Regions from separate parts of the Homo sapiens genome. Here region 2 is linked to region 1. The links are chromatin loops, found by intact Hi-C in ENCODE. Cell type or tissue: PC-3. All regions are shown on one strand. Each heading gives the region's core, and the rest is flanking DNA. Links, peaks and the distances in the headings are about the cores only. Region 1 has its middle 90 kb from the start of RANBP6. Region 2 has its middle 22 kb from the start of IL33.

What was found. Hi-C counts contacts between places; a loop is a spot of excess contacts. Peaks named below come from ENCODE experiments on the same cell type or tissue, not always from the same donor. Only the 100,000 strongest peaks of a DNase experiment are listed, where the experiment ranks them.
Region 2: a loop joins it to region 1, with 2.7 times the contacts of the local background. A loop is called at or near these places in 1 of 110 quality-filtered maps.

What each region holds. Positions count from the first base shown.
Region 1 is chr9:6,097,721-6,113,409 of GRCh38, reverse strand. No RefSeq gene overlaps it. Among named protein-coding and RNA genes, the nearest start is that of RANBP6, 90 kb to the right of the region's middle. RefSeq lists enhancers at 5,899-6,399, 6,602-6,651, 6,400-6,900. In PC-3, for the core only: a CTCF peak has its summit at 6,193 (motif pointing right); DNase peaks (open chromatin) are centred at 6,209 and 10,569; H3K4me3 peaks cover 291 bases; H3K27ac peaks cover 4,399 bases.
Region 2 is chr9:6,186,370-6,202,058 of GRCh38, reverse strand. It overlaps the pseudogene GTF3AP1. Among named protein-coding and RNA genes, the nearest start is that of IL33, 22 kb to the left of the region's middle. In PC-3, for the core only: CTCF peaks have their summits at 4,550 (motif pointing left) and 6,933 (motif pointing left); a DNase peak (open chromatin) is centred at 5,898; H3K27ac peaks cover 3,565 bases.

The DNA.
Region 1 (15,689 bases), core at 2,623-10,622:
GTTCAATTTTGAAATTAAAACACATGGCATGTCTGCAAAATGAGCATTTCACCATAAAGATTTCTTTGATTATAACAGAGTTCAAAAGAGAATAGAGAAAATATTTTAGGACATGCTACCTCTTCAGTTGGCTGTGTCATGTACTTTCCTGTGCCTCTGGAGTATCACATTTTAAACGTACATTGGTTTAAACTCTAAAAAGTAAAGTTCATATCCAAAAACCTTGACCAAGTTACTAGCTGTAACTTGCCCTACCAGTAAAAGCCATTGACAATGCTGAGGTCAAAAAGCCTAATAGCCAATCATGAAGGTTCTGAGATGCTTGATTTCTAATAAAGAAGAAAGTTGCTATCACGTAATTATGAAGACAATGCCTTAATTCTTTGTACCACTTAATGCACATATTGTCACATCAAAAGTACAAAAGATTGTTAATTTGGAAATATAAGCACCTATTTCGATTAATAATAGTAATAATGATAGCTATTACTTGTTGAATAACTATTACATGTTAGGACTTTGGTAATTGTCTTACAGAAATTATGCTTTAATTCTCAAACAACCCTATAAGGTAGGTGCTAATGTCACTATCACAATTTTTAAATAAGCAATTTAAGACTTAAATAAGCCCATATACTTTTCCAGACTCACAAGATGAATACAAGATATTGGTGGAATTCGAATTGAAACAATCTAATATCAGAGACCATACATTTCTCAGTGAATAGGGCAAAATAGACCTAAGGAAATAGTCAATTTGAACTATCCAGAGGTAAATGTCATATGACCTCTGATTAGTTCCACAAAGAAAACAACCACCCAAATCAGACTGTATGCAGGACACTCACAAGCAGTGAGACTTTTGCTGAGATGAGCTGGAAAGAGGATTGAGTAATATCAAATTATCACAGATTTGAGCTAGATCAAAGGACTCTTCACCCAAGTCTGAACCAGTGTCAACACTTTTTCTGGGACCATATTTGATATTCAGTGGCCCTAAATGATTTCCTAAACATGGGCGGGGTTAATCTTGCCATTGAAGAAATTCTGTATAGAGATCCTAGTAAACACTGTGGAAATAGACAAAGACAATCTGAATTAGAACAGGTAGAGGTTATTCATCCAGAGCTTGCGAGGAAGTCAGGTACCATCACTTTTGTTTGACAGAGACTCACAGAGGAGTGGGAAAGCTTTATAGGAGAAAAAAAAGGAAAAGCTTCAAGTGTGCCCTGATCAAAAGATGTTGGCCTGGGGAAGCTGGATGTGGGCTATGTAGAAGCTGGCATCCTCTATGATTGGTTTGGGGAGCATATTTTCTTGCTCTGGTTGGTTCTGGGTTAGAAGTGAGGGCAAACATTAGGAAAGCTGGGAGTCACTGACCAGGTTCTGACCAATTTGGGCCAATGGCTACAAAGGTTGTGGTTGGACTTCCTGGGCTGGTTGCTGCAGAGACTATGGTCAGAGTTGTTTTGTCATATATGGTCTGGCCAGTGTTTATTTGTATATTCAGCCTCTCAAGATAAACAACATAGTATGGTGGTAAATGCTATGTGGGTCAGCAACTTTACACAAATATGTTTCTTAAACCTATAGCCTCCAATACTTATAAATTGAGCTATGTGAGAATTGAACAAACGAAAGTAAATTACTCACACTTGCATGATAAATTGAATTTAAAAAATATTTAGTTGTTCTTTTTTTTTCAGTGAAGCTTGGTTTTCTTAGAAGTCTATTAGCCAGTATATTAGAGCTTGATTGATTTGATTGCAATTGCATCTCTCTGATCTTAATAAAACCTACTGTGACGCTAAAGAAAAAAATCAAGTCCCTGTCTTCCAGGAACTTGCAATGTAACAGATATAATATAAACACATAGGAAATTGCTAGTGATAGACAATTGTGAGGCAAGATTCGTTTATTTTAGCTAGATCGTGTTCCTCCATGCTCCTCAATCAGAAGAACTTTGCTTCTTACACCTCCTGTGAGAAAATCGATTGTCCCCTAGAGGACATGAACATTACCCAGGGTAGGGTTAAAGAGACCTGAGCAGGCAGAGGGATCAGCAAACACATCCAAGTCCTAAAACAGCTAGGGTCAGGATAAGAGTTGCCAGATAAAATATAAGATGCCCAACTATAATAAATCTTAATTGCAGTCAAGCAGTGAATAATTTTTAGTATAAATATGTCCCCAAAATGTAACCAGGTGTCCTGTATTTTTATTTGCTAAATCTAGCCACACTGATAAAGACAAATTGTGTATAAAAGGGCCAAACTTGGAAGCCCAAATTTACTCATGAAGTTTCAGGCTAAGGGGTGCTGAACAGTAAATCAGAGACCAAGAGAAAGGCTAAAGAAGTTGAATAGACCTGGAACAGAGCAGAAAGAGTGAGTAAGGGTACCGCTGTGCACATTGTACACTGCACAACTCAAGACTACCACATGTAAAAGTAGTGGCTCTGGAGGTCTAAGACAATTATACCAACAGTGATGGAATGCTCAAGTCTTTTTCACATTGACAGAGACCACAAAGTATAATATAGAGTAAAAGCAAGATTAAAACCCACTGCCTCCCCTCTCTCCTCACCCCTGCACCCCACAATCCACTGTAACTGGGGTTTTCAGTTGATCTGCTTTGTCTAAAAGCGTAAAAGAACCAGAAAGGTTAGGTTGGGGGCAATTATTTTATGAAATATCTTTTTAAAGCAAAAGGAAATGTAGGAGTCTATAATTCCATTCTTTCTCAATTTTGAAAAACAAAGAGAAACAATAGGAACTTGATAACAATGAGTGGTGACATCTCACATTTCTATGTTTTTTATAGGAAACCTGTATTACTTTTGTAAAGAGAGAAACATAAAATGTTACCTAGCACTTCATCTGCATGAAGCCCACAAAGGAAACAGGCTGCTAGATGAATATGTAGACTTCTAGGACTTGTGGGGGAGACAGCAAAGCAACTTTCCAGAAGTGAAAAGGCCAGAGGGGCTGTGTCCTATGTGGAAGAGATGGTTTGAGGGCTCATAGGCCTGTGTCTTCATGTCTTTTAACTTCCACTGAGTCTAGGCCCAGCTAAAGGGCAAGGAAAAGAGAAGGTTTTCTTACTCTAACCATGGGGAGTAATCCAAGTAGACTTGCCTGGTGACAAGAGAGGAAAATTTCTCTGCTAAAAGAAACCAGAATAAGCAATTTATTTTTAAAAATTTGTGTTCCTAAGTATCAAATTTAACCACAAGTTCTGCAGCCCGAAGGAGCTAGCAGCTGTTAGCAATCTAGCCTCTAATCAGATCAGCTGTGATCTGATTGGTGGCATCACAGATGAAAAAGATATGATTTTCTTCAAACACTGACACATCTAAGGTTTCTTTTTAAATTTGTATGAATTTAAGGAGTACAAATGCAGTTTTGTTACATGGATATATCGTGTAGTGGTGATTTCTTGATCATTGATGATTTCAGAAAAGAAACTTTTTTTTTTGCTTGGTGTTTATTTAAATTCTTGCTTTTTAAATATGATTAACCCATCTTACATGAATTCTTACTAACCTCATTTTTGTCATCTGTTCTCTTGGGGCTACCTATCACTCCCTTACTTCTAAACAAAGTTAATGTTTTTATTTATATGATTATCTGACTCATGTCTGATCTGACACAGAACTATATTCACCATGACATCAGTGATCATATTCTGCTCCCTTTGGAATTCCCCAAAACCTAGCACAGAAAAAGTATTAGAAAAATATGTGCTGAATAAATGAAGAATGAATGAATGCTTTTATTTTTGCCAAGAGGTAGTGTAGTCTTGGAACAGGAATCAAAATCCTTCCATTGTAATCATGATTCTGACAGTGGCTAGCTAGTTACGATACCTGTGGCAAATGCATCTGAATCTGTTTTTTCACGAGTAAAGGGATAAAATAAAAGCTACCTGACAGTACTGAGTAAAAAAATGCCATATGTTGACATTGGAGACTTTCTAATGAATCTCTGTGTACGAGGTCGCATTCACTGCCCCGACTTTGGGTCAGAACTCATAAATCCCCTCCCTGTGCATGCTGTGTGTTATGTGTCTTTCCATCACAAGTGTCTACGTTCATTAAAGAGGAATAAAATACTGCATTATTTGCATTAAGCAGATGGTACAGAACCACTACTCAGAACAGTGAGAGAAGGAGCAGGAAACAAGGAGTCAGGGAAGCTAGTATTCCAACCTTAGGGCTTGAGCCCCAGCCGAAAACTCCATCTGCAAACAGCCACTGAGCCACTGAAGCAGACAAAGCTGGAAGGCTATGAGCACCATTTCCATCTCCCCTTCTCCAGCCTCAACAGCGTGAGTAGATATTGGACTGCACAGCAGCAGCTCAGGCTTTCTGAGTCTACCAGGGGTGCCCATCTTGGGGGAGATTTTGAACACTTCAAGCAAGGATTATTTGCAAAGAATATAAAAACAGAAAGAATGCAAGGAATGGTAACATAAATATCTCAAGCCAAGAGAAGTTTGTTCATTTTAAGAAAAGAACTCAAATAATACAAGGTCAGGGAACAACATGTAGCCAGGCTGTAGCTGAAAGTTATATAATCTTTATCTTGAAAGTTAGAACAAGCTTTGTCCAGGAGGGCAGGGCCATATGATAAAGTCAGTGGTGCCTGGGCCCATGGCCCATACCTTCAGTAGGAATCCATATAGGGAATATGTAAAAGGGATTCCAGACAGAGAGGTATGGGTAGCCAGGCAGCCCAGCCAGACTTTGTTGTCAGAAGATCTGGCTTCTAGGCATAGCTCTGCCACTTAGCTGTGTAACCTTAGGCTCACATCTTCACCAATTCTCATTTTCCTTAATGTGTAATGGGGATGATAATGGGACCCACTTGGGAGACTTACGAGGAAGATTAAATCATATATATAGTGCTCATCATAATCCTAGTTCATAGTAAGCTCTTAATAATTACAGATTATTACAATTACTGTAACTGTAAAACCCATGCAAATTTATGAATATCAAGATTGTTCACCTGGGCTTGGAGGCCCATGCCTGCAATCCTAGCACTTTGGCAGGAGGATTGCTTGAGCCCAGGATTTCAAGACCAGCCTAGGGAACTTGGCAAGACCCCATCTCTACAAAACATTTTTAAAAATTAGCCAGGTGTGGTGGCTGTAGTCCCAGCTACTCAAGAGGCTGAGGTGGGAGGATCAATTAAGCCCAGGTGATTTGAGTCTGCCGTGAGCTGTATTTACACCACTGCACTCCAGCCTGGGTGCCAGAGCAAGACCGTGTCTCAAAAGAGGCCGAGCATGGTGGCTCACGCCTGTAATCCCAGCACTTTGGGAGGCCGAGGTGGGCAGATCACGAGGTCAGGAGATCGAGACCATCCTGGCTAACATGGTGAAATCCCGTCTCTACTAAAAGTACAAAAAAAATTAGCTGGGCATGGTGGCAGGCTCCTGTAGTCCCAGCTACTTGGGAGGCTGAGGAAGGAAAATGGCGTGAACCCGGGAGGCAAAGCTTGCAGTAAACCGAGATCACGCCACTGCACTCCAGCCTGGGTGACAGAGCGACACTCTGTCTCAAAAATAAATAAATAAAAACAAAAGAAAGTTTTTTTAAAAACAAAAATAAGAAATATTAATTTATTTCTGTCCCTCAGTATTTGCATTTTAACAATGGGTTTTTCAAAAAAGCAAAATCATCCATGTAAGAACTACTCGTTACTCTGAGATTATGTTCTTCCTGAGTTTTGGTGGTTGAAATATTCTTTCTTTAATGAAATGCTACTGGGTACTTAATGCTATCACTAGACAAAATAAAAAGCAATCAACTCTAAGTCAGTTGCCACAAATAGAAAATTTTACCAGTCTGTGGAATACAAATGTCTTGGAGCCACTGGAGTCATGGCAAGGTGGAAAAGAAATGTTGGGTCACATTTCATCTTGTATCATCCTCCAAATACCATTACAATTTGGAACATTCTCTTAGCCTTGAATTAGGAGTTGGGAAGAAAAAGGAATGAGAGGATATCAATTCCTCAACGTGTCTTTCCTTTGCATTAGAGGTCTATTTTCAAACAAGTTTTACATTAAGTTATTGTCTCTCAGCTACCCTTCTCTATACACTTATGCAATTCAGGCCTGGGACTCAAAACATCATTTTTAGCTTTGCCAGCTGCTCCAGTTAGGCTCTGTCACTAGAGGGTGTTACAGAGGGAGACAGCCAGGCTGGAGGAGAGAGAAAGGACAGGTTCCTTTCAGTTTGTTCCCTATAGGCTTGTCAGCTTGTGGTTTCTGTAAGATCACTCCAGGAGTGCTTCTTCACCCATGCCGTTCCATAGCAGCAGCTGATTCCAATTTGCAGTTTTTGCAACTTTCGCAAAAACAGCTTCATCATGCCCCCACCTCATAGACACAAGTGAGCTATAAATAGTGCCCTGTCCTCAAAGGTTTCAGTGGCAGGCCCACAGGGCTGCTTATCCCAGCTCACAGCCAGCACAAGTTGTGGGGCCCTTTCTCAAAGTTTCTAACTTCTAATAAATCCAAGCACTTCCCTCTGCTATCCCCAGCCCCAGGAGTGGTAGCTGCTTCCTGCAGTTGCTATCTCCATGTTACTTTCATTGTTGTTTTTTTGTTTGTTTGTTTGTTAATTTAATCCTTTCAGTTACCTAGTTACCAACCATTCCTTAAAGTCTCTATGTTCAAGTAACTGGTGTAGCTTCTGTTTCCTGCTTGCACTCTGATAGAGTATATATAAATCTATTTTCAAGAAAGCTTTAATTTTTTCAAATTTGTATACTAAAGGGTTTATTTTAAGGCTTAAACAATAATTGTAGGGAAGTCTTCTAGACTACTCCAAAATAACCAATTAAAAAAATACAGCAACTTCCAGGGAACACTCAATTTATTTTGAAAATAACATTTTCAAAGTTATTCTTTGGGTGTTGAAAAGCAAATAAGTCCTATCCAACCCAAAAGAAACCTACTAGTTATTTTCCTCCAGGAAGAGAGAGAGAGAGAGAAGTTAATTTTTATTTGTATAAATTTAGGGAGTACAAGTACAATTTTGTTACATGGATATATTGAGTGGTGGTAAAGCCTGAATTTTTAGTGTATTCACTGCTAGAATAATATACATTTTACTCACTAAGTAATTTCTTACCCTATGCTTTCTTCCCACGTTCGGAATCTCCAATGTCTATCATTCCACACTGTATGTCCATGTGTACACGTTATTTATCTATTACTTAAAATTTTCTTTCTGCTTATCAGGAAGTATATTTTAAGCTGAAACATATAGGCACCAGCCTGATAAAATTTGGAGGGATGTTCATGTACACTAAAGTGTGTTTAGTCCAGAGAATTTTCTCTGCCCCAGAATTTACACACTTCATTCTCTGCTATGTTCTTATCATCACAAAGCATTTCTCTATTATTCAGTAGGCAGAAAAGTTCACACCAATGATGATCAAAGGCAGGAAATGGAGGCATAAAGGGCTAGGGCTAAAAACCAACTTTTATGAAGTACTTGCTCTGTTCCAGGTGCTATCTCATGTATCTTTTCTAGCAACCCAACATTGTAGGGATTGATATTCCCATCTCACAGATGAGCACAGTGGGACTTACAGGGATTAAATAACTTGTTCTGGGGTGTGGAATAAGCGTCAGAGCAGAGCCAGGATTCAAAACCAGCCCTGATACCTTCAAATTTTCTTATCTTTTTGATTTTTTATTTATTTTATTTTTTTTTAGAAAACACTACCTTGCATCCATAGGACCCATGAGCATAAAGGAAGGACATATGACTGCTTGCCTGTCAATTCTGGGAATGAAGTGAAATGCTGTGAACAGTTACATATTTGCTGCCTGTATTAGTCAGGGTTCTCTAGAGGGACAGAACTAATGGAATATATATATATATATATATATATAAAGGGGAGTTTATTAAGTATTAACTCATGCAGTCACAAGGTCCAACAATAGGCCATCTGTAGGCTGAGGAGAAAGGAGAGCCAGTCCCAGTTCCAAATCTGAAGAACTTGGAGTCTGATGTTTGAGGGCAGGAAGCATCCAGCATGGGAGAAAGATATAGCCTTGGGGGAGCTAGGTCAGTTTCTCTTTCCATATTTTTCTGCCTGCTTATATTCTAGCCACGCTGGCAGCTGATTAGATGGTGCCCACCCAGATTAAGGGTGGGTCTGCCTTTCCCAGCCCACCGACACAAACGTTAATCTCCTTTGGCAAAACCCTCACAGACACACTCAGGATCAATACTTTGTATCCTTCAATCCATTCAAGTTGACACTCAGTATTAACTACAACAGGCCCACACCTTGTCAACTTGAACCCTTACACATCTCCTGAGATCATACATAATCTTCAAATAAAGACAATAATAAAGTCATAATTATGCCTAACATAATACAACTATCCTTCATACAACCAGAAACACCCCAATCCCCAAACCAAATACTATTACATAAAGTTAATACTTAAATGCTGATGTGAAGTCAATAAATCTATGTCACATGATGAAGGAGAAAGGAAATAAAATGAATTTTTTTTTAGTACAAATGTATACTTGCACAAACATGTTTTTAACAAAAGAAGGAGGAAATACTCATGACAATTACAGTCCTCGTTTCTGCAGCTGGTCACGTGGTCATAGCTGATATTGATGACTACCTTCTTCTACTACCCATTCTGTATTCCCTTTGCCTTCAGCAAGCACCTCAACAGGTTGTGTTTTTTTTTACCTGGTGGAGTGACTCAAACCTTCATTCCTGAAGGGTCTGGATCATTTGTAGTCCTGCCTGGGTTAGGCTGTTGTAATTTCCCATGCTGTGTGGAATACCATGACAGTGGATAAGGCATTCCGTGAGTTCACAGATGATAGTCTTGGCAGAAGCATTGCATGCAGAATAGGCAAACCCATATCTAGAGTAAGTGTCTATTCCAGTGATGACAAACCTCTGCCCTTTCCATGATGGAAGACCTTAATCACAGGGAATGGTAATACTAAGAGATGCCCTAATGATCTCCTGTATTTCATGCATACTCTTCCTTACCTCCATTGTGAAGTAGGAGACTGATTTCATCTTGATAGCCTGGGTCAATCATCCCAGCCAACACTATAACTCCCTTCTTAGCCTGTTGACTTAAAGGTAGGAGGAGTCCAAAGTGTCCAGGTGGCAATCTTAACTTCCAGTTTAATGGAATCATTGTTTTGTCTCCTGGTGGCAGAGTTTCTCCCTCTGGAACTAAGACCTCTAGGCCAGCAGAACGTAATGTTGTGGGAACAGAAAGCTAAAATGTTGCTAGTGACTCACTAAGGGTGATCGTGAGTGGTGTCACACTTCCACACCTTGATTCCTGGACCCGTGAATCCTGGCTATGGGAGAAACAGTACCATATATTGGGCATTGATTCAGAGGATACACAGCCTTTTGGAGAACTTTGCCCTAGCCCTGCAAAGTATTGTCACCTAGTTGGCCTTGTAATTGTGACTTCAAAAGGCTTTCCCACCATTCTATCAATCCAGCTGCTTCAGGATGATGGGGAACATGGTAGGATTAGTGACTTCCATGAGCATGAGACCACTGCTGCACTTCTTTAGCCAAAAAGTGAGTGCCTTGGTCAGAGGCAATGCTATGTGGAATACCATGATGGTGGATAAGGCATTCCATGAGTCCACGGATGGTAGTCTCAGCAGAAGCATTGCATGCAAGATAGGAAATCCTATATCCAGAGTAAGTGTCTATGTCAGTGAGGACAAACCTTTGTCCTTTCCATGATGTAAGAGGTCCAATATAATCAACCTGCCACCAGGTAGCTGGCTGATCACCCCAAGGAATGGTGCCATATCGAGGGCTCGGTGTTGGTCTCTGCTGCTGGCAAATTGGGCACTCAATAGTGGCCATAGCCAGGGCAGCCTTAGGGAGTGGAATGTTGCTGAGCCCATGCATAATCTCCTTCCCTGCCACCACGGCCACTTTTTTCATGGGCCCATTGGGCGATGGTGGAGTGGCTGGGGAAAGAGGCTGAGTGGTGTCCACAGAATGGGTCATCTTATCCTCTTGATTATTAAAATCCTCCTTTGCTGAGGTCACCTGTTGGTAAGCACTCAGATGGGATACAAATATCTTCACAGTTTTTGACCACTCAAAGAGGTCCATCCACATACCTCTTCCCCAGATGTCTTCGTCACCAATTTTCCAATCATGCTGCTTCCAAGTCCCTGACCATCCAGCCAAACCATTGGCTATGGTCCATGAATCAGTATATAATCACATACCTGGCCATTTCTTCTTCCATGCAAAGTGCAAAACCAGGTGCACTGCTGGAAATTCTGCCCACTGGGAAGATTTCCCTTCACTGCTGTCCTTCAGAGATGTCCTAGAAAGGGGCTGTAATGCTGCAGCTGTCCACTTTTGGGTGGTGCCTGCATATTGTGCAGAACCATGTGTGAACCAGGCCCTAGTCTTCTCTTCCTCTGTCAACTGATCATAGGCAACTCCCCCTGAGGCTATTGGCACAGGCTCAGGGAGAGAAGGTAGGGTGGCAGGAAAGGAGACCGTGGGCATTTGAGTCACTTCCTCATGTAACTTATTTGTGCCTTTAGGACATGCTCAAGCCTGATCATGTATTTACCACTTTCATTTGATGATGGAATGCTGCTGTGCATGACCCACTTTATGACTAGATGAGTCAGAAAGCACCCAGTTCATGAGGCAGTTTAGGATGCATGGTAACTTGATGACCCATAGTCTAACGTTCGGTTTCCACCAAAGCCCAGTAATAGGCCAAGAGCTGTCTCTCAAAAGGAGAGTAGTTATCTGCAGAAGATGGCAGGGCCTTGCTCCAAAATCCTAGAGGCCTCCACTGTGACTCACCTATGGGAGCCTGCCAAAGGCTCCAAACAACATCCCTATCTGCGAGTGACACCTCAAGTACCATCTGATCTGCTGGGTCATATGGCCCAAGTGGCAGAGCAGCTTGCACAGCAGACAGGACCTGTTGCAGAGCCTTCTCCTGGACCCCACTCAAAACTGGCAGCCTTTCAGGTCACTTGACAAATGGCCTGGAGTAACACACCCAAAGGAGGAATGTGTTGCCTCCAAAATCCAATGAGACCCACTAGGCTTTGTACCTCTTTCTTGGTTGTAGGAGGGGCCAAATGCAGCAACTTATCCTTCACCTTAGAAGGAATATCTCAACAGGCTCCACACCACTGGACCCCTAGAAATTTTGCCGAGGTAGAAGGTCCCTGAAAGTCAGATTTATTTCCCATCCTCTGGCACGCAAATGTCTCACCAATGATTCCAGTGTGTTTGCTACTTCTTACTCACTGGATCTAGTCAGCATGTCATCAATGTAATGGACCAGTGTGATATCTTGTGGAAGCAAAAAGCGATCAAGATGTCTCCAGGTAAGATTATGACACAAAGCCAGAGAGTTGATACACCCCTGAGGTAGGACAGTAAAGGTATATTGCTGACCTTGCCAGTGGAAGGCAAACTGGCCTTATGAACAGGAATGGAGAAAAAGGCATTTGCCACATCAATGGCTGCATACCAGGTACCAGGAGATGTGTTAATTTGCTTAAGCAATGAAACCACATCTGGTACAACAGCTGCAATTGGAGTCACCACTTGGTTAAGCTTAAGATAATCCACTGTCATTCTCCAAGATCTATCTGTCTTCTGTACAGGCCAAATGGGAGAGTTGACCAGGGATGTGGTGGGAATCACCACCTCTGCATCTTTCAAGTCCGTGATGGTGGCACTAATCTCCACAATCCCTCCAGGGATGTGATATTGTTTTTGATTTACTATTTTTCTAGGTAGAGGCAGGTCTAATGGCTTCCATTTGACCTTTTGCCCTATAATAGCTCTCACCCTACTAGTCAGGGAGCCAATGTGGGGGTTCTGCCAGCTGCTAAGTATGTCTATGCCAATTATGCATTCTGGCACTAGGGAAATGACCACAGGATGAGTCCAGGAGCCCACTGGACCCACTACAAGTCAGACCTGAGCTAAAACTTCATTAATTACCTGACCTCTATTAGCCCCTACTTTAACTGGAGGATCACAATGACGTTTTGGGTCCCCTGGAATCAACGTCAGCTCAGAGCCAGTGTCCAGTAGTCCATGAAATATCTGATTATTTCCCTTTCCCCAGTGCACAGTTACCCTGGAAAAAGGCCAGAGGTCTCCTTGGGGAAGGATGGGAGAAAGATTTACTGCATAAATTGTCAGTAATGTAGTGGGGTCCTTCCTCAAGGGGACATGGCCTCCCCTTCATTCAAGGGGTTATGGGTCTATAAACTGACTTAAGTCTGGAAATTGATTGAGGGGCCATGATTCTCTGTTTTTATAATTCAAATTCAAATAAGTCTTTTGTCCATTTGACCTCGAAGTTTTCTGCTTATATAAATTAAGTATGAATGCAGTAGGCTTCCTATCAATTTCACTTCCAGGAACACCGTGATTTATTAGCCAACGCCAGAGCTCTACACCAGTCAGACTATTCTGATTGCCCCTTTGTTTCTGCTGTCCATTATGGTAGCTACACCCAACTTGCCTTTGACGGTTGGGTGCTGCCACTTGGCCCCTGCCACCTTGGGATCCAATTATTCCCATTGTATTTAAATTTTGTAGTTGAGCGACTATGGTTCCCACTGTTAGATCTGACATACAGAGAAGAGCAATTACAGGGTTCTTTAAAGATGTAGGTGCTGCCCTCACAAATCTATTTCACAAGGCATTTGTCAGGGGTATATCTTCTGGACCCTCCCAGCTGGGATGAGTAGGTCTAAAGTGACTAATCCACTCTACCATCCCAATCTCCCTAAGCCTTTGGATCCCTTCCTCTACATTAAACCCAGGGAGATCAGGCTTTTCCAGCTTATTCACAGTGGGCCATCTTTTTATCCATATTTCAGCTAACCAAGCAAAGAAATTATTAGAACCTTTTTTAACTCCCTGAGCTGCAACATTAAATGCAGAGTCCCTACTTAGTGGGCCCAAATCAATAAATTCATCCTGATCCAACACTATGTTCTTTCCACCATTATTTCACACCCTTAATATCCATTCCTATGCCTGTTCTCCAGATTTCTGTTTATGTAAATTAGAAAACTCAAGCAGTTCTTTTTGAGTGTAGGGCACCTCCTCATGGGTCACAATCTCAACCTCACCTTTAGGGGCCCCCCAGGACTTTAGTCTAGTTATAGGTCTAGAAGCAAAACAGGGGCGTTAGTAGTGACTACTGAGGAGAATCAACATTATCTTGCCAGGCAACTGCCCATCAGGGGAGGCCATCACTGTTGCCTCAGGCAAGGCAGGGTTTATCTCCTCAGACAAAGGTGTAAAGGCTTATGGCAGCATAGGATGGGGAGGGGATGTTGCCACTACTGGGGATGGGGAAGCTGTTTCTTCTGGCAAAAAAGGTTCATCAGAGTTTACTAACTCAGTGTCCCCAGCTTCATCAGAGTCCTCCCAACATCCCCATTCCAAGTTGCAGGCTCCCATTCTTTTCCAATCAATGCCCTCATTTTAACAATAGACACATGGTGAGGCTGTGCATGCACCTTTCATTGCAGGTCAGCCACTTGCATGATAAGAGCTTGTCTCTGTTTTTCCACAATTTCAACTCTTTCTCTACAGGAGATAAGACTCTCACTCAGGGCAATCTTAGCAGATTTGAGTCTCAGTATCAGCTTCTGAAGCCAGAAGACAGAATCCCTGAGTTCATAATTTTCTTTCATCACTTTGTCCACTGAACTTGGGAGCAACCAACCAGCTTCATTATGTTCCTTGGTTCTCCACATATGGTCAAAGGTATTACTTATAGAGTCACTAAACTCCTTGCCTCTCATGAGTAATGAATCAGAAGTGCCAAATGCATTTATTTTGCATAACTCTCTACAGTTCACATCAAGGACTATCAGTGTTCTCTATACTATTAGAAGTAGAGTCCTTAGCATTTTGGGGTCTAATCATATTAAGCAGCCAACTCCAGAAAACCCCAAAACCATGAAAGAACTCCATTCCTAATATTCAATATTTTCCTGCCTGCTTATATTCTAGCCACGCTGGAAGCTGATTAGATTGTGCCCACCCAAATTAAAGGTGGGTCTGCCTTTCCCAGCCCACTGACTCAAATGTTAATCTCCTTTGGCAACACCCTCACAGACACACCCAGGATCAATACTTTGTAGTCTTCAATCCAATCAAGTTGACACTCAGTATTAACCCATCACTCTGCCTACATGAGTGAAAGTCCAATTGTTCTATTTATCACATTAGTTTCCTTTCTCCTCTTTTCCGCTCACAGCCTGCAATCAGGACATCAGGCTCCAGACCATAAAGTCCCTCTGAATACCTAAGAGCAATCAAATACCTGTATAGTGAGAGTGATCCATCTTTTTGTAGTTTTTTAGTACTTCTGTAATGCTGCTTAGCATATGAAGAAGGCCTCTGTAAGGGAAGCTGTGCTGAGAAAAAAATAAAGAAATATAGATTTGGACATAGATATTGACATAGATAAACATTTCTCTGACAAATTTTGGAGAGGAAGAGAAAAGTGCAAGGCTGATAAAAAGTGTCAGTGCTGAAAACCTTGTAAGCAGGAATGAAAAAGAGTTGTAAATAACAGAGCCTAAATGAGTAAGTCTTTGTCAGTTTCCCATCCCACAGCTGCTTAAGGGAAACTAGTCTTTCCTAATAAGAGAAGAAATACAATTTCTCCATCCATGGATTATTCCACATCCTGAGTTTGCCTGGGTCAAGGACTCTCAATAAACATGATCTTATGACTAACTTTACACTGATACAGAATGACAGTACAGGAAAGGAAGGCCAGTGCTATGGTGCAAGCAATAATTTCTTATCACAGTTTTCGGAAAAGATTATTTGTTGCCAATTTAATTTCCCTTAAGCAGAATCTCTGCATCAGGGGACCAGTCTGAGACAGGACTTTTGAAATAAGCAAAGTTTACCCTCAGCACTCCTTCCTGCCATTTCTCTGCTCCTTTCCCTTTTTCAGGTGGCCATGGCTCTGAGACCACCTCCTGGCTGAGAAGTTGCCACACTCTAACATTGCCTCCTGTGCCACACTCCATCTTCTGTTTCATTTTCTCCCACCTCAACTGCCTCATGCTATTGACACATACTCATTCAGAGCATAATGCATACAAGTCACCAAGAAAATCCCAAGGATATAGGAAAACAAGGGCTCATGTTCAAGTTATGAAAACTTACAATGCTCTGTGCTCCTTTTTGCCATTGCTCTGACAGGTGAATAAACAATATGATCTGCTAATCTATGTTATGATATGAATGACACCATACTCTACATGCTGAGGAATATCTCTGAAACCACCAATGCAAAATTATGTCAGTAAGAGAAATCTGACATAGTTGACATCATCTTGCTTCTAACCTCCAAGCTGTCCTTGGTCATACCTGGACGTAGGCTAAGCTAACTCTGGGAGGAGTTTAATTTATAGTTGAACCTTAAAGCAAGAATAATAATAGCCCTTCCCAAAACTAAACCCCCTTTGTAAAACTAACAAAAGGCCAAGGTTAGGATTATGAGAGTAACACAAAATTTTCTTCTTGGTCACTTTGCAAGCCAGGAACCTCTGGCTGGTGATGCACCACCTGGGCCTCACTCAGCCCCACTACCTGCTGCTGGAGATG
Region 2 (15,689 bases), core at 3,800-11,799, 87 kb before region 1:
ATGATAGGTGCATGCCACTACACACAGATAATTTTTGTATGTTTTATAGAGACAGGGTTTTGCAATGTTTCCTAAGCTAATTGTCTCAAGTGATCTTCCTGCCTTGTACTCCTAAAGTGTTGGGATTATGGGCATGAGCCACCACCTCTAGGCTTCAATACAATTAAAATATTTGTGATTCAATGACACTATCAAGATAGTGAAAATACAGCGTACAGGATGGAAGGAAATATTTGCAAATCATATATCTAATAAGGATCTAATATGCAGAATATGTAAAGAACTCTTATAACTCAAAACCAAAAAGGTAACCGAATTTTAAAATGGGCAAAAGCTTTCAATGGGGATTTCTCCAAAGAAGATATACAAATGGCTAACAAGCACATGAAAACATGTTCAGTGTCATCAGTCATTGGGGAAATGCCAATCAAAACCACAGTGAAATGCTACTTTTCACCCACTAGGATGCATGTAATTTTTTTTTAAAAAAAAAGGAAAAATAACTATTGTTGAGTATGTGGAGAATATGAAACAGCTTTTACAAAAATGTCCACTTAAAAGTAATTTTTTAAAATTGAGGTAAAATTCACATGATATAAAATTAACCAATTTAAAATGTACAATTCAGTAGCATTTAGTACATTCACAATATTGTGTAACATTACCTGTGTCTAGTTCCAAACAGTTTCATCACCCCAAAAGGAAATCTTGTATGCATAAAGCATCCATTCCCCATTTTCCCTTACCTCTAGCCCCTGGCAACCATCAATTTGCTTTTTATTTCTGTGGACTGTCTTTTCTGGATATTTCATATAAATGGAATCATACATTATGTGATATTTTGTGTCTGGCTTCTTTCACTTAGCATAATGTTTTTATTCATGTTGTAGCAAGTATCAGTACCTTATTCCTTTTTATGTCTCAACAATATTCTGTTATGTCAATATACCACATTCTATTTATTTATTCATAAGTTGGTGAACATTTTAATTGATTCCACCATCTGGCTATTGTGAATGGCATTACTGTAAACATTTAGGTACAAGTTTTCATTTAAATACCTGATTTCAATTCTTCGAGTATATACTTTGGGATGGAATTGCTGGGCCATATGGTAATACCATGTGTAACTTTTTGAGGAACCGCCAAACTGTTTTATGTAGTGGCTGCACCATTTTACACTCCCAACAGAATATATGAGGGTTGCTGTTTCAAACAAACCATGTTCTCTGGTCACAAGGCAATTAAGCTAGTCCTTACAATAAAAAGATTATGATAAAACACCATTAATTTGAAAAATCCAGGTCAGGAAAGAAGTCTAGTATTTTAGGACCATTACACCAGGGTGATTATTTCATAAGAAGTCAGGTCACAATCGAGATGATAAAGATCTATGTTCTTCACATAGACCAGACCAGCTAGTAGGAAGAAAAGAGACATTCTTTCATTAATAAGTTGTGTTTGCCTTCTTGTGAAGAAACTTTCGTGGAAAGAGACTGAGCTGAAATCGAAGCACCACCATTTCCTTCCTCCCCCTTTGAAAGGGACCAGAGTTTCCTCGTGGAGGACACTGAGCGGAAGCCAGAGCAGATCCCCTAGTGACAGGCATACGAAGTCTCAGGTGACGACAGGTTGCAAGATTCTGGATGACTTAGGGCTGAAATCTACATTGTATTGTGGAGAGGTAAGGATGGTATGTCTTGAGGAAGGGAACAGGGACACCAGGAAGTGATACATAGTGAGAGTTCTGTGAGGGGAAGATGATGGGATTGAGAAGAAGGGGGAGAGAGAGAGGAGCTGAGGGATAGAAGGAAGACATTCTAGAATGCCTACCATCCCCACATGGTATGAAGAGTGAGTTACGTGCTCCACAGCCAATTCTGAAAAATTTTACTTAACACTTTTTTTTTTAGAACACGTATTTAACCCTTTAGAAAAATAATCAGTGGGTCCTCCATTAGAGGTTTGCTCATTAGCATCCAGTATATAAACATGAAAATCTCTGGAAAATGTAGTCTACCTGTGCTCCTCATGCCCCTTGTTCAGTGATCACTGGACAGATCCCAACGCGCTGTATTGTGGATTTATGGGTGAAGAGAAGTGCTGGGCAGCAGACAACTGCCCTTCCTGGGAGATCATCAAGCCAATGTTTGATTTTACTCTCAACCTGTTTGCTAGTTCATTCTTTCTTTGATAAGAGATGTAGCTAGAAAGGAAAGTGCTGCCTGTCAATTGAATGGTGCCAGGATTTAGAACTGTCTAGTCTGCTATACACCAATAAGCCTCGTTTTTGTTTGTTTTGTGGAAATCACAGAGGCCAAGTTCCCTCTCTGTTTCCATCCCTGGTGCCTAGAAAAGTAATCCATAAGCTGCACTAATTGAGAAATAGCAGGTACAGTACTCCCTGCTTATTTGCAGTTTCACTTTCTGCAGTTAACAGTGGTCTGAAAATATTACAGTATTTTGAGAATGAGAGAGAGACCACATTCATATAAATTTGATTACAGTATTTTGTTATAACTATTCTATTTTATTAGTTATTATTAATCTCTTACTGTGCCTAATTTATAAACTAAACTTTATCAAAGGTATGTATGTATGGGGGGAAACAGTATAATATAGAGGGTTTGGTACTATCCATGGTTTCAGGCATCCACTGGGGGTCTTGGAATGTAACCCCCATGGATAAGGGGGACTACTATACTTGGCATCAAATGCCCAATCTTTTCTACAGTGAGCTCTCAGGCAAGTCTGGGACAGAAAATATTCTCTCCATGCACTACTACACTTGATTTTGCTCAGTAGTTTTCAGATTTTTCTTAAAAGCACAAACTTACATCAAATAAAATCTCAACACAGAATTCATACATGTCAACATATAGATGCAGAGCTCCTGTAGTCAAAGGAGAAGTAAGGGGAATAAGATCACTATTGCTTAAACTATCCCAGTTGCGGGAGGCCTCGAGATTCTAGGATTCTGCAGAAGAGATTTGAAAACCACCAATCTATAGGAATGTCCTGCATTGGTTCATACCTGAGAAAATTCTAAGAGAAACAGCATGTTCTAAGAGAAACAGCATGTTCTAAGAGAAACAGCCTTCAGTCTTCCCCTCCCAGGAAGTTATGACAGGTGCATATCACAAGCCAGGAGAGAAGATATGTGGGAGCTACACCAAAGAAGTGTTCTTCCTTGGAGTATTGCTGGACTGAGCGTGGTGAGAAATGAGGTGGGAGAAGATAAGTCGAGGATTTGTAGTCTGACTTTGGATACAGCTTCTGTACCAGTCTATGGTCCTTTCTTCCAGATCATCTATTGTTAGGGTGGTTACTTTGGGCAACTTCATCCCCGCCATGGAACACCCCCTACTCCTTTCCACTAGTGTCGTTTTCTCATGCCACTCCCCTATGCAGAGGCATTTCCCACTTGGGCTGCCCCAACTCACGTTATTTTTCCTTTCACGCAAGGCCTTATTGTTTAACTGATTCAGCAGTAAGTTTTACCAACTGTAAGGGATGTTTTATAGAGTCTGCAAATTTCCTTATTTCTAAGGTAAATAGCCTTGAGCAATGTTTACAATCTCAGGAAGAGTGGTTCAGATCAGGAAGAGTGGTTTACAATCTCGGGAAGAGCTAAGCGGATGCTAAGCTACTTGGCACACTCAGTGGTTGCATTCTTTTCATCATCCCAGGAGTGTGCTTTTCAAGGCTCAAGATTTCCTTTACTACCTGAAAACAGGAGAGAGATTTTATTACTTTTCTATTGCTTCCATAATAAATAACCACAAACCTAGTGGCTCAAACTAATACAAATGTATAATCTTACAGGTCAGAGAAGTCCAACACCAGGCTCACCAGACAAAGATCACGGTACTGGCAGGGTTGCATTTCTTTCAAGGATGGTGCTACTTTCTGTAGCCAAGAGTCAAGAAGGAGCAGAGACTGGGCCCAGAGAACACAGCTCTAGGAAGGGGTTGTTAGGCAGCAGCTAAGGATTCAGTACAGGGAATCTGCCAACCACAAAATCCTGGTAAGGAGGAAGCTCAGGAAAGAAAAGCTCTAACCTCAGTGTATGCCCCAAGAATGATTGATCCTTCAGTAGGGGTCCCTGGATGAGAAGACAGACATATGCAACAGACCTGTGGTGTCACCACACCTGCAGCTGAGCCACACAGCCACAGATGTACCACCTACCCCGAGCCCTTATGTAACGTGAAATAGGAAGTGATATTTATCGTAATAATCTGAGGTTGTTGGCCATGAAGCATCACTTAGTGAAAGCTCACTAAATCCCACCACCTTGACTGAGAGAAAGTTTGCCCAGTGGAGCAGCCTAGAAAGTCAGCCTCTGTGGTCATAAAGCAGGGTTGTGGGAGGTGGAGAGTGGGCCTGGAGGGGTGCACAGAGGCATCCAGCCAAAAGGCCAGGGGTTTCCTTTTTTAGGCTACTGCCCTCAGCAGTCATGTCTCTCTGAGGGCCAGGAATCTAGACTGAATTGAAGCTGGCGACATAATCCCTGGGTCACTCATGTCTTTCTAGAGTGACACTGCCTCCTGGAGGAAATCCCTGATGGTGCCTCATTTTTATTTCTTTTTTTTTTTTACATCCTCCGTGTCCAGTACCTGCTCATAGGAGACACAGTAAAGATATAGGTGTTGACCAAGTGCACATGGAAAACACATTGTTGTTCTGCATCAGTGATTTTAATTAAAAAATACGCCTCTGAAAGAAAGAAAGCTCACTGGTTTGTAGTCCTTTAAACAAAGTAATGTGATATTTAGTTGAGGTTTAAGTTATTGCACCACGTCTCTAGTACAGTTCAGTGTCTTTCTATTTTTAGACAAAGGTAAACCTTATTTTTGTTTCCTTTCAGAAGGGGTATATCCACTGAGACCAGAGGCCAAACTCCCTTTGTACTTTTCTTTTTATTTTATTTTTTTTGAGATGGAGTCTTGCTTCATCACCCAGGCTGGAGTGCAATGGCGTGACTGGAATCACTGCAACCTCTGCCTCCCGGATTCAAGCAATTCTCCTGCCTCAGCCTCCCGAGTAGCTGGGACTACAGGCGCACGCCACCATGCCCAGCTAATTTTTCTATTTTTAGTAGAGACGGGGTTTTGCCATATTGCCCAGGCTGGTCTCAAACTCTTAACCTCAATGATCTGCCTGCCTCAGCCTTCCAAAGTGGCATGAGCCATTACACCCCACCGAACTCCGTTTTTCATGAGTTGGTTTTACTCTGAGTTTAATTTTCTTCTTGTTGCAATGGTATGTCTATGTGAGACTTTCATTGCAGACCTTTTGCCACAGCCAGGATGGTCACACACAAATAGGTGCCTTTCCTCATGAAAAGAGAGGATACAGCTCTGTAGATTAAATACAGTCATGTGGGTTCTACCACAGCCTTCTCTTGAACATTGGCAAATATTTCTCTCTGGAGCAAGAGTTTTCATATATTGCTTAAGATAATCTTTGTGTTTAAAAATTTTCTGCCATATTCACATGTTATTTCCTCTATATGGGTTTTTTTTCCTCACATATTTCAGAAGTTCAACCCATGTTTTTGCCACAAAGGAACATCTCTTTTGACATCTAGCCCTCCTGAACCTCCGTGTGTCGTTTCAGCCTGCTGGGTCAGGCAGTATTTCCCACATCCTTTCTGGGTTCATTGGTATGCTGGCACTGATGGATTTTCAGCTACTGATCCTTAAAGATCTTTTTACAGCCTTCAAAATTGCATATATGTTGTTTGCTGAATCTCATCTTTGTGTTCAAAATATTTCTTCAAGTTTGATTTTGTGTTGAATTTTCTGTCACAGCCACTAGTGCATAAACAGCTTTTCTCCCATATGAATCAGGATGTTGTGACTCAGGTGGTAGACCCTGAGGAAAATCTTGCCACACCCTTCATAGTCACAAATGAATGGTCTCTTCCTCGTGTGCTTGCATAGGTGCTCTTCAAGCATCTGGACCTTATTGTAATTGGTGCTACATACAGTCCTGGAAGGAGCAGATGAACTTCTTAGAGAGTGCAGGGGAAGGAGGGGACAAGGGAGTGGGACTGGTCTCTAGCGGGCCACGAGAAATGCCTAGGCAATGCTCAGGGGTGACAATGCCTCGGCACCCACCCAGATCAGGTATGCAGCCACATGGGTGCACCAGCATATGGACCCAACACACAAAGCCAGCTACTTCCAAGAGCTCATTCTGGTGCCACCAGGCCCTGGCCTGTAAACACTTATTTCTGACCCACTAGTTTCACAGAATCATCATATTATATAATTTTCCTATTGCTTTTCCACCCCATACAAGACCTTCTGGGGTTATCTCTTTAAAAAATTAATTTGAAAAGGCCCTTTTTCCCATTTTCAAAATATTTGTTGATCTAACTGTGGTATTGAAACTGCCTTTGCAAAAATTGTAACAGTGAGAAAATTATGATGTGAAAGAGATCTCACCTAACTGACTCCATCTTATTTCCAACCTCCAAACTGCCCTTGTTCATTCCTGGGCAAAGGCCAAACTAACTTTTGGGAGGACTTCAGTTTGTAGTTTAACTTTGAAACAAAGATGATAACAGCCCTTTCCAGAAATGAATGTCCTTCTTGCCTGGGGACCAGATTGCCTTTGTAAGACGAACAAATTGGCAACAAGATTAGAAATTTTGGTTTAGGAGTCACTCAGCCAGGGGCCACATGATTCCAAACCTCCCCAGTCGCTCCTAGGGATAACATCGCTATTGTAAAACCCAAGATTAGTGCTTGAAATGTTTTTCAGACCCTAAAATTCTGATGCACCAGCTAGCACCATCCAGGCCAGTAATCTGGCTAAACCAGTTCTGCAATCCTGTCCAAAAACCAAAGACAGCAAGAAGAACCCACTTTGACCCCCTGTGATTTCATCTCCAACCCAACTTCTCAGCACTCCTCATTCTCTGGCCCCCTACCGGCCAAATTGCCCTTAAAAAACTCCAATCTCTGAATTTTCTGTCTTCTGTTTAGCTGGCTGTGCATGAATTAAACTCTTTGTCTATTACAATTCCTCTGTCTTAATAAATTGAGTTTATCTGGGCAGCAGGCAAAATGAACCCACTGGGCAGTTACAGTGTGACTTGAGCAATATACCTACTCAAATGTATCTACTGTAAATACTTTGAGTCTCTAGCTCTTGGTTTATTTTCAGCTAATTCCACAGAAGCTGGGATTGTTGAAAGACCTATCTTTATTTAGTGAAAAACAATAGAAACCAAATACCCTGGATCGAGTCAGGATAGAAAAATCTAAAGCTTAGCCCTTATATCCTGTATCAGGTATCTACTAATTCTCTCCTCCTCCAATTTTGTCTTGGCTTACAGCTATTGTTAGGTAATCTGACCCTATGTAAGCGCTCAAAGATGAAGTTGTATAAGTGGCAAAATGCAGAGACTTACAGGTGTGCCCTCTTGAAAGACATTTTAGTAAATACATGTGTGGTTTCTGGCTCCTATTGTTATTGAGGCCAGGCATTCCTGCTCCCATTGGTACTGCCATGAAGTACAATGTTTGGTTTCCATTTCATCTATAAGCTATAAACTCCATGGTGAACCTCATTATACTCAAACTTGTATTTCCGTGCCTAAGGTGGGCCCTGGCACATAGGAAGGTTTATTTCCTTTTAGACTAGAAGAATTTATTTCAGTTTTGTTGTTTGTTTGTTTGTTTGGTTTCACCACCGATATGGTGGTTATAAATTCTCTTATTTTTCTTTCCCTGATACTCTTATTTCACCTTCAATAATGAAAGACATTTTTGCTGAATGCAGAATTCCAAGTGGACAAGCTTTTCCCTTGTACTTTATTTATTTATTTATTTTTTTAGTTTGATTATGCTTTTTAATATTTTTTCTAGGTTATTTAATTTATTGGTGTACATTTTTTCTTTTCTTTTTTTTCATTATTTATACTTTAAGTTTTAGGGTACATGTGCACAATGTGCAGGTTAGTTACATATGTATACATGTGCCATGCTGGTGCGCTGCACCCACTAACTCGTCATCTAGCATTAGGTATATCTCCCAATGCTATCCCTCCCCCCCACCACCCCACAACAGTCCCCAGAGTGTGATGTTCCCCTTCCTGTGTCCATGTGTTCTCATTGTTCAATTCCCACCTATGAGTGAGAATATGCGGTGTTTGGTTTTTTTGTTCTTGCGATAGTTTACTGAGAATGATGATTTCCAATTTCATCCATGTCCCTACAAAGGACATGAACTCTGTTTCACTGTCTTGTGACTCCCCTTCTATTGCTTCTTATGAGAAAGCAGCCATCATTTTAATTGTTTCCCTGTATTCAATGTGTCATTTTTCTTTGTCTTCAAATATTTTTCTTCCATAGTTTGATTATGATGTAAATAGGAGTGTTTTTTCTACTAATTCTGTCTAAGCTTCATAAATTTGTAACTATATGTTTTATGCCACGTTTAGGGAATTTGGGCCATGATTTTCCTCTCAATTCTCTCTCTCGTCTTCTTTCAGGTCTTCAGTTTTGAATTGTCTCACAGATCCATAGGCTCTGTTAATTAAAATTTATTTCTCTGCCTTCTTCAAATCAGATAATTTCTATTGACTTGTAAGTCCATTGTTTCTTTCCTCCATCATTCCATTTGGTTCTTAAGCTTACCCAGTTAATTTTATATTTCAGCTGTTTTGTTTTTCAGTTCTAGAATTTCTATTTGGGCTTTAAAAAAATAATCTCTTTTCTTCTGCTGAAATTTCCCACTTTTTATTAGCTGTGAGCATATTTTCCTTTTTACTACTGAGCATCATTTTAATATACAGTTTTAAATAATTGTTGGCCAACATCTGGGTCATCCTAGCTTGTTTTCTATTAATCTTTCTCCTATGAATTGGTCATGTTTTCCTGCTTCTTTGAATGTTGTATAATTTTTTTTTTGAGATGGAGTCTCGCTGTGTTGCCCAGGCTGGAGTGCAATAATGCAATCTCAGCTCACTGCAACCTCCGCCTCCCAGGTTCAAATGATTCTCCCGCCTCAGCCTCCTGAATAGCTGGGATTACAGGAACCCACCATCATGCCCAGCTAATTTTTGTATTTTTGTAGAGATGAGGTTTCACTGTGTTGGGCAGGTTGGTCTTGAAGTCCTGACCTCAGGTGATCTGCCTGCCTTAGCCCTCTAAAGTGCTGGGATTACAGGTGTGAGGCACTGCATCCGGCCTGAATGTTGCATAATTTTGGATTGCATCCTCAATATTGTGAATGATGTGTTGTAAAAATTCCGGAATCTGAATGTTCCTCTGAATAGTACTGATTTTAAGCATATATTTAACTTTTATAGAATGAAACTGTAACACTGTATTTCCACTGTGATGAGTGTAGCTGAAATTTTACTTCAATTCCTTTAACTTTAACTAATTTGCTTTGAGTCTTTCCCCAATAGTCATGTTCAAGGATCACTCAGAGATTTGGGAAAATTTTGTACCTAGAATATGAGACCCATTGTTTGGCTCTCTCCTTTCTGGGAGTTTCTTCTTCACTTTCCAGTGGATCTAGTTCCCCAAACACAAGTCCTTTTCTCTGATTCTTAAGCCAGTAAAACTAGGATTTTCTATAAGAGTTTTAGCCACCCCACATGGTGAAAACACACATACGCAAAATGGGAGTTGATGTCTGTTCTTTTCTGCCCAGCATTGACTTCCCTCAGTATCTATCTGTTTTTATTCTCTATTTGGTACCTTCAGTTGTTGGTTTTGGAGGAAGAAAAACATGGGTAAACTTGAAGAGAGACTGAGAGAGATTAAGCTATCTCAAGAACAGAGAGAAAAATAATGGGAAAAAAGTGTCAGAGCACCATTAACCGTGCAGACATAAGTGTAATTGGTGTACTATAAGGAGAGGAGACAGAAAATAGAGCAGAAAGTATTCAAAGAATTCATGGTCGAAGAGTCCCCAGATTTCATACAAATTATTACTCTACATATCTAAGAAACTCAATGAATTCTAAGTGAGATAGATGCAAAGAAATCCACACACAACACATTACTGTAAAAATGTTCAAAGCCAAAGCCAAAGCAAAAATATTGAAAGCGTAAGAGAAAAAGGACTGATCATGTATAGTGGAATGCCAATGATGCTTACAGCTGAATTCTCATCAGAACCAATGGATGCCAGAAGGCAAGAAGGTAACATTTTGAAGGTACTGAAAGACAAAAAGTTGTCAATCAACAAGTTTATGTCCAGCAAAACTATCTTTCAAAAAAAGGCAATTTCTCAAAGAAAATATGCAAATAGCCAACAATAAATGAAAAGAGTCAATATCATTATCTATCAGGAAATGCAAATCAAAACCACAGTGAGATATCACTTCATACATGATAGGATGGTTAAAATATAAAAGAGACATAATAACAAGTATTGAAAAAGATGTGGAGAGTTGGAACCTTCAGATCTTGCTGGTAGGGATGTGAAATGGTGCAGCCACTTTGGAAAATAATCTGGAAGTTCCTCAAAAGATTAAACGTAGAGTTCTTATATGACCCAGTTATTCACTCCTCAGTATACGCTCTACACAATGGAATATTATTCGACAGTATAAAGCAATGAAGTACTGGTACATACTGCAACATGAAGGAGCCTGTAATACATTATGTTAAGTGAAAGAAGCAAGGTACGAAAGACTACGTATCAGTGAGTTTTTTGTGTGAGTCCATTTATATGCAAGGTCCAGAATAGGCAAATCCAAAGAGATAGAAAGTAGATTAGTGGTTGCCAGGGTCTGGGGTGGGAAGAAGGGAGAGAAAGGGAGGAACTGCTAATGGGTATGGGGTTTCATCTGAGGTCATGAAAATATTCCAATATTCTGGCTGAAGTTACACAACTGTGAATATAGTATAAACACCATCGATCTGTTCACTTTTAAGTGGGTGAATTGTGTGTATGTGAATTATTAATTATTTCAATAAATCTGTTTTTTTTTTAACTAGTCGTTAAAAGCAACCACAACAGCCACCCACACAGCTGATTTCTTAAGTTAAATGCTGGTGTGATGTCTCCTCTTCATTCTCCTTGGCCTAGCCTAGGTCTTGTGAGAATGACCTCTCTGTATCATTTGTCATCACATTCAGTGGCAACAGCAGGAGCTAAATTTATTTTTTGGTTATCTTTTCATCCCTCAAATTGTCACACCTATTTTTCAAGTTCCCCAAAAATGGTAATTCTATGATAATCCTTAGTAACCATTAGCATAAAATTAAAACATTTACCTTAGGTTCTTCTACTATGCCTGCTAGAAATTTAGACTATTTATTACAGCTCTCTTTTCAAGCAAGAACAAAATCTGCCTTTTGGACCCATGTAAGGCACTATATTTTAATACCTTTGAATGCTACTATTATTTTGGGGAAACTGGAAAGGACATCGGACTGGATATCAAGAGACCTGCTTTCTAGGCCAATCTTTGTCCCTTGCTAGGACAGAGGAGAGCCATCATTCTTCATTTTATGTACATTTTTCAAAAGTAGGGAATTTTTGATAATTTGTAGTTATGACAGTTAATATTATGATGAAATATATTGAAGGAGATATGTAAAATCAAGTGTCCATTTACTCAATACTAGATTGTAACATCCGTGGCTGCACTCAAAGGGTGGCATATTTTTATGTGGGAGCTCTCCACTAGTCAATGGCACAGACCCACCACTGACCTGGCTCCATTGTCCAGTCCCACTCTTAGAGGAGAAAGGCTCTGGCCAAGACTGTTCCAGAAGGATAATACCTTTTTTTTGGTCTCTTTCCCAGATATAAGAAACCTGGTGACATTTCTGCCTCCAAATTTTTGTGTAATTTAAGAACAGTTTCCTCCTCTGAGCTTAGGTTCTCTGATCTAAAATATGAGAGGTGAGAGTCTTTAAAGCATCATCCACTACTAGTATCTTATAATTCTATTTCAGCATAAACATCTTTAATTCCCAATCTTTTCTCATGAAGACACCATCATGACCTCTTATTCTTATTTATATCTTTTGGACTCCAAATACTTCATTTTAGAGATCTAGTGCTCTGAAGGGTCAAAGGGGCACCTTGTGAAAAGCCATATTTGTCTCTTTACATTCACCATGACTTATACTAAATTATAATAAGTGTGAAATGTCTCCACGGACAGATACAAAATAATTTTGTATCTTCTGGCCAGGGTCCGGTGGCTCAATGCCTGTAATCCCAGCACTATGAGAGGGCAAGGCAGGCAGACTGCTTGAGCTCAGGAGTTTTAAGACAAGCCTGGGCAACATGGTGAAATGCTGTCTGTATCAAAAATACAAAAAACAAAAAACAAAAAATTAGCTGGGTGTGGTGACGTGCCTGTAGTCCCAGCTACTTGGAAGGCTGAGATGGGAGGATCACTTGAGTCTGGGAGGTGGAGGTTGCAGTGAGCCTAGGTTGTGCCACTGCACTCCAGCCTGGGTGACAGAGTAAGACCCTGTCTCAAATAATAATAATAATAATAATCTGTTCCATCTTCCAAGTGAATTATGAAGGTATCCACAATAAGACCAGCAGCCAGGGTTTCTCTCTTCCAAAGAGTGTGTACGAACATAATTTTTCTGAGTATAGACCTATGTTTGTGATTTGAATTAGGCTGTCACTAAGTAAGGGTTTAAAATTTGTTGTGCATCATGTTTCTCTTCTGAGAAGTGTCCTTTCTAGAAATCCCATTTAACACTCCCTGTCAGCAACTACTTCATTTTTCCTCCATATCTGACTTCCTCATGTAATCCATTTCTATTGTACCCTAGTTCCTGATAGAAGCTTGACTGAGTCAAACATCTCTGGAATGTGTCTGTGTTCATGCACCTAAGCCATAACCAAGCAAGTGCTGGGTGAAAGAGATGTAGGAAACCAAAATTTGTTGAACGCCTTTGTGCCAGGTACTTTTTACATACATTATATCATTACATATAAAACGTTACGTCATAATTTATGTAACATTCCTATGAGGGATTCTATCATCCCTATTTTACAGATAAGGAAAACTGAGGTTTGGTTAAGTTATTTGCCTAAGATAACACTGCTAATAGGTGGGGGAGCCTGGTTTAAACACAAGTCTGTTCAATTGTACTGCATCTTACTGATTGTACTCATGTGTTAACATTCCCACCAAAAGTGTAATAGTAAATCACTCTCAGTTATTAATTGGTGTTCAATTAGAAAGGCAGAATTTCTCTAGGCATTCAAACAGAGAGAATAAAATCCAAGGAGGGGCAAAAAGGGCCAGTGATGGTACCCAGAATTCAAAAGAGCTATGTTGCTGAGGTTGCCAGCATCCTTTTGTTAATGCTGCTGCTGCTGCTATTGAAACCACTGCTGCTGTTACCTTTCAAGAGGCTGAGAATTTGCACATTTACAGAAGCTGCAAGAACTTGGGAGCCCATAGTCCCCTTGATGTTACTGGACTCACTGCCAAGACGTCTGGATCCTGTGGCTGCCTGTGGCTACTGCCAGATCCAGAAACAGAAAATGGAGGATAAAATAGCTTCTCCCTTTTGCCTTCTGGTCTTTCTCTGAGACCTGCCTTTGGGAAAATCTAACTGGAAACTACCTAGTTAGGAAACTTGGGAATCTAGTTTGTAAATTTTTAGCACCTTACAATATAGAGAATATTGAAGGGCAGGAATTAAGCTAAAAGTCAGCTTTCCCAGGGAGTTGTTATTTGTTTTGTTATTTAGTTATTTGTTTTGTTATGTTTTGTGACAAAGTCTCACTCTGTCACCCAGGCTGGAGTGCAGTGGTGCAATCATGGCTCACTGCAGCCCCGACCTCCTGGCCTCAAGTTATCCTCTGGCTTCAGCCTCCCGAGTAGCTGGCACTACAGGTGTGTGCCACCAAGCATGACTAATTTTTAGAATTTTTTTTTTGTAGAGACAGAGTCCCACTATGTTTCTCAGCCTCGTCTTGAACTTCAGGGGATGATGAGCATCCCCTCTTTTCATATAAACTGTGTTGTGAGTCAGTGTCCCCGGGATGAGTGCTGCAAAGCTCAGAGGAATTCATACTAACCATTTTTCATTTTTAAATATCTACTGAAGATTCAACATTCAAAGGAAGAAAATGAATTGGTAACCTTGGGAAGGCCTGCACCTTCACTAGGAGAGGTAATTTTGGCAAAGTAAAATAGGGATCTGTCACCCAAAGATATGGAAATTGTTCCTGAGCAGAAAACACACAAACAAAACCAGCTACCCCTGCAGTCCCTGTTACCAGGTACTGTTCTCTACTTTCCTCCCTCCACCCTATAGAATATAGCCTATTCTATATTCCTCTGGGATAATGGCTTCCATTCTTCCTTCCTGGGAATTGCAGCCTAACTCTTGTCGCTAGTCTGGTGGCCTGGAGCTTGGTGACCCACCCTGGACAGTCCTTCTGAGCCTCAGACCTGGTATCTATATATTTATTGAATTATCTAGTTACTTTAGCTTGCAACTTTTGAGAGTAATTATTAAGAGCAGGTTTTGCTCAAATGTAAACAGAAGTTTTAATGAACTTTCAACTCTCTTCTTCAATCAGATAAATATTTCTTGGCATCCTCTGCACCCTGGACAGCTCCCCAAGTGACCTTCTGTTACTCACAATCTCTTCTAATTTCCATGAAAAGTGAATTAAAGCCATGACATTATCTTCCCATTTGGTCTATATCTTTCTTTACCTTCTTTCTTCCTCCCAAAGTCTGGCCCACTTCATAATAAATATCACTGTGGCTACCACTTATTGAGCACTTACTATGTTGAGCACCTACTATGTGCCTGGGGCTTTATACACAATGTTTTGTTTAATCCAGATCAGAACCCCAAAGAAGTTCTCATTACAAAGACAGAAGAATTAAGGCTCACATATCTAGTTAGTGATGAAGTTCATATTTGAGCCCAAGTCAGCCTGATTCCAAGACCTGCATTCTTTTCATAGAAGTATGGGATATGTATTACCTCCAATATGGGTACAGGAGATGCAAGAGAGGTCAGAGTCTACTTGGACTTCTTTCCAGGTCTTTGTTTCAAAAGAACACTTTAGACAAAACAGGATGTAAAAATATAAACAGAATGAGAAAAGCAGGAAATCCCCATCTTTATGATAGCTTTACTCTCAGCCTTTCAGGATGAACTTACTGATATGAATTGGCTGTGTCTCCACCCAAATTTCATCTTGAGTTGTAGTTCTCATAATCCCCACTTGTCATTAGAGGGACCCAGTGGGAGGTAATTGAATCGTGGGGGCAGGTTTTTCCCATGCTGTTTTTATGATAGTGAATAAGTCTCACAAGATCTGATGATTTTATAAAGGGCAGTTCCCCTGCACACGCTCTCTTGCCTGCTGCCATGCAAGATATGCCTTTGCTCCTCCTTCGCCTTCCACCGTGGTTGTGAGGCCACCCCAGCCATGTTGAACTGTGATTCCATTAAACCTCTTTTTCTTTTTCTTATTCCTCCCCCTTCCCCTTCCCCTTCCCCTTCACCTTCTCCCTCCCTCCCTTCCTTCCTTCCCTTTTTGTTTTTGTTTTGTTTTGTTTTGTTTTTTTGGGGATGGAGTCTCGCCCTGCCACCCAGGCTGGAGTACAGTGGCGCCATCTCGGCTCACTGCAACCTCCACCTCCCAGGTTCAAGCAATTTCCCTGCTTCAGCCTCCCAAGTAGCTGGGATTACAGGTGTAAG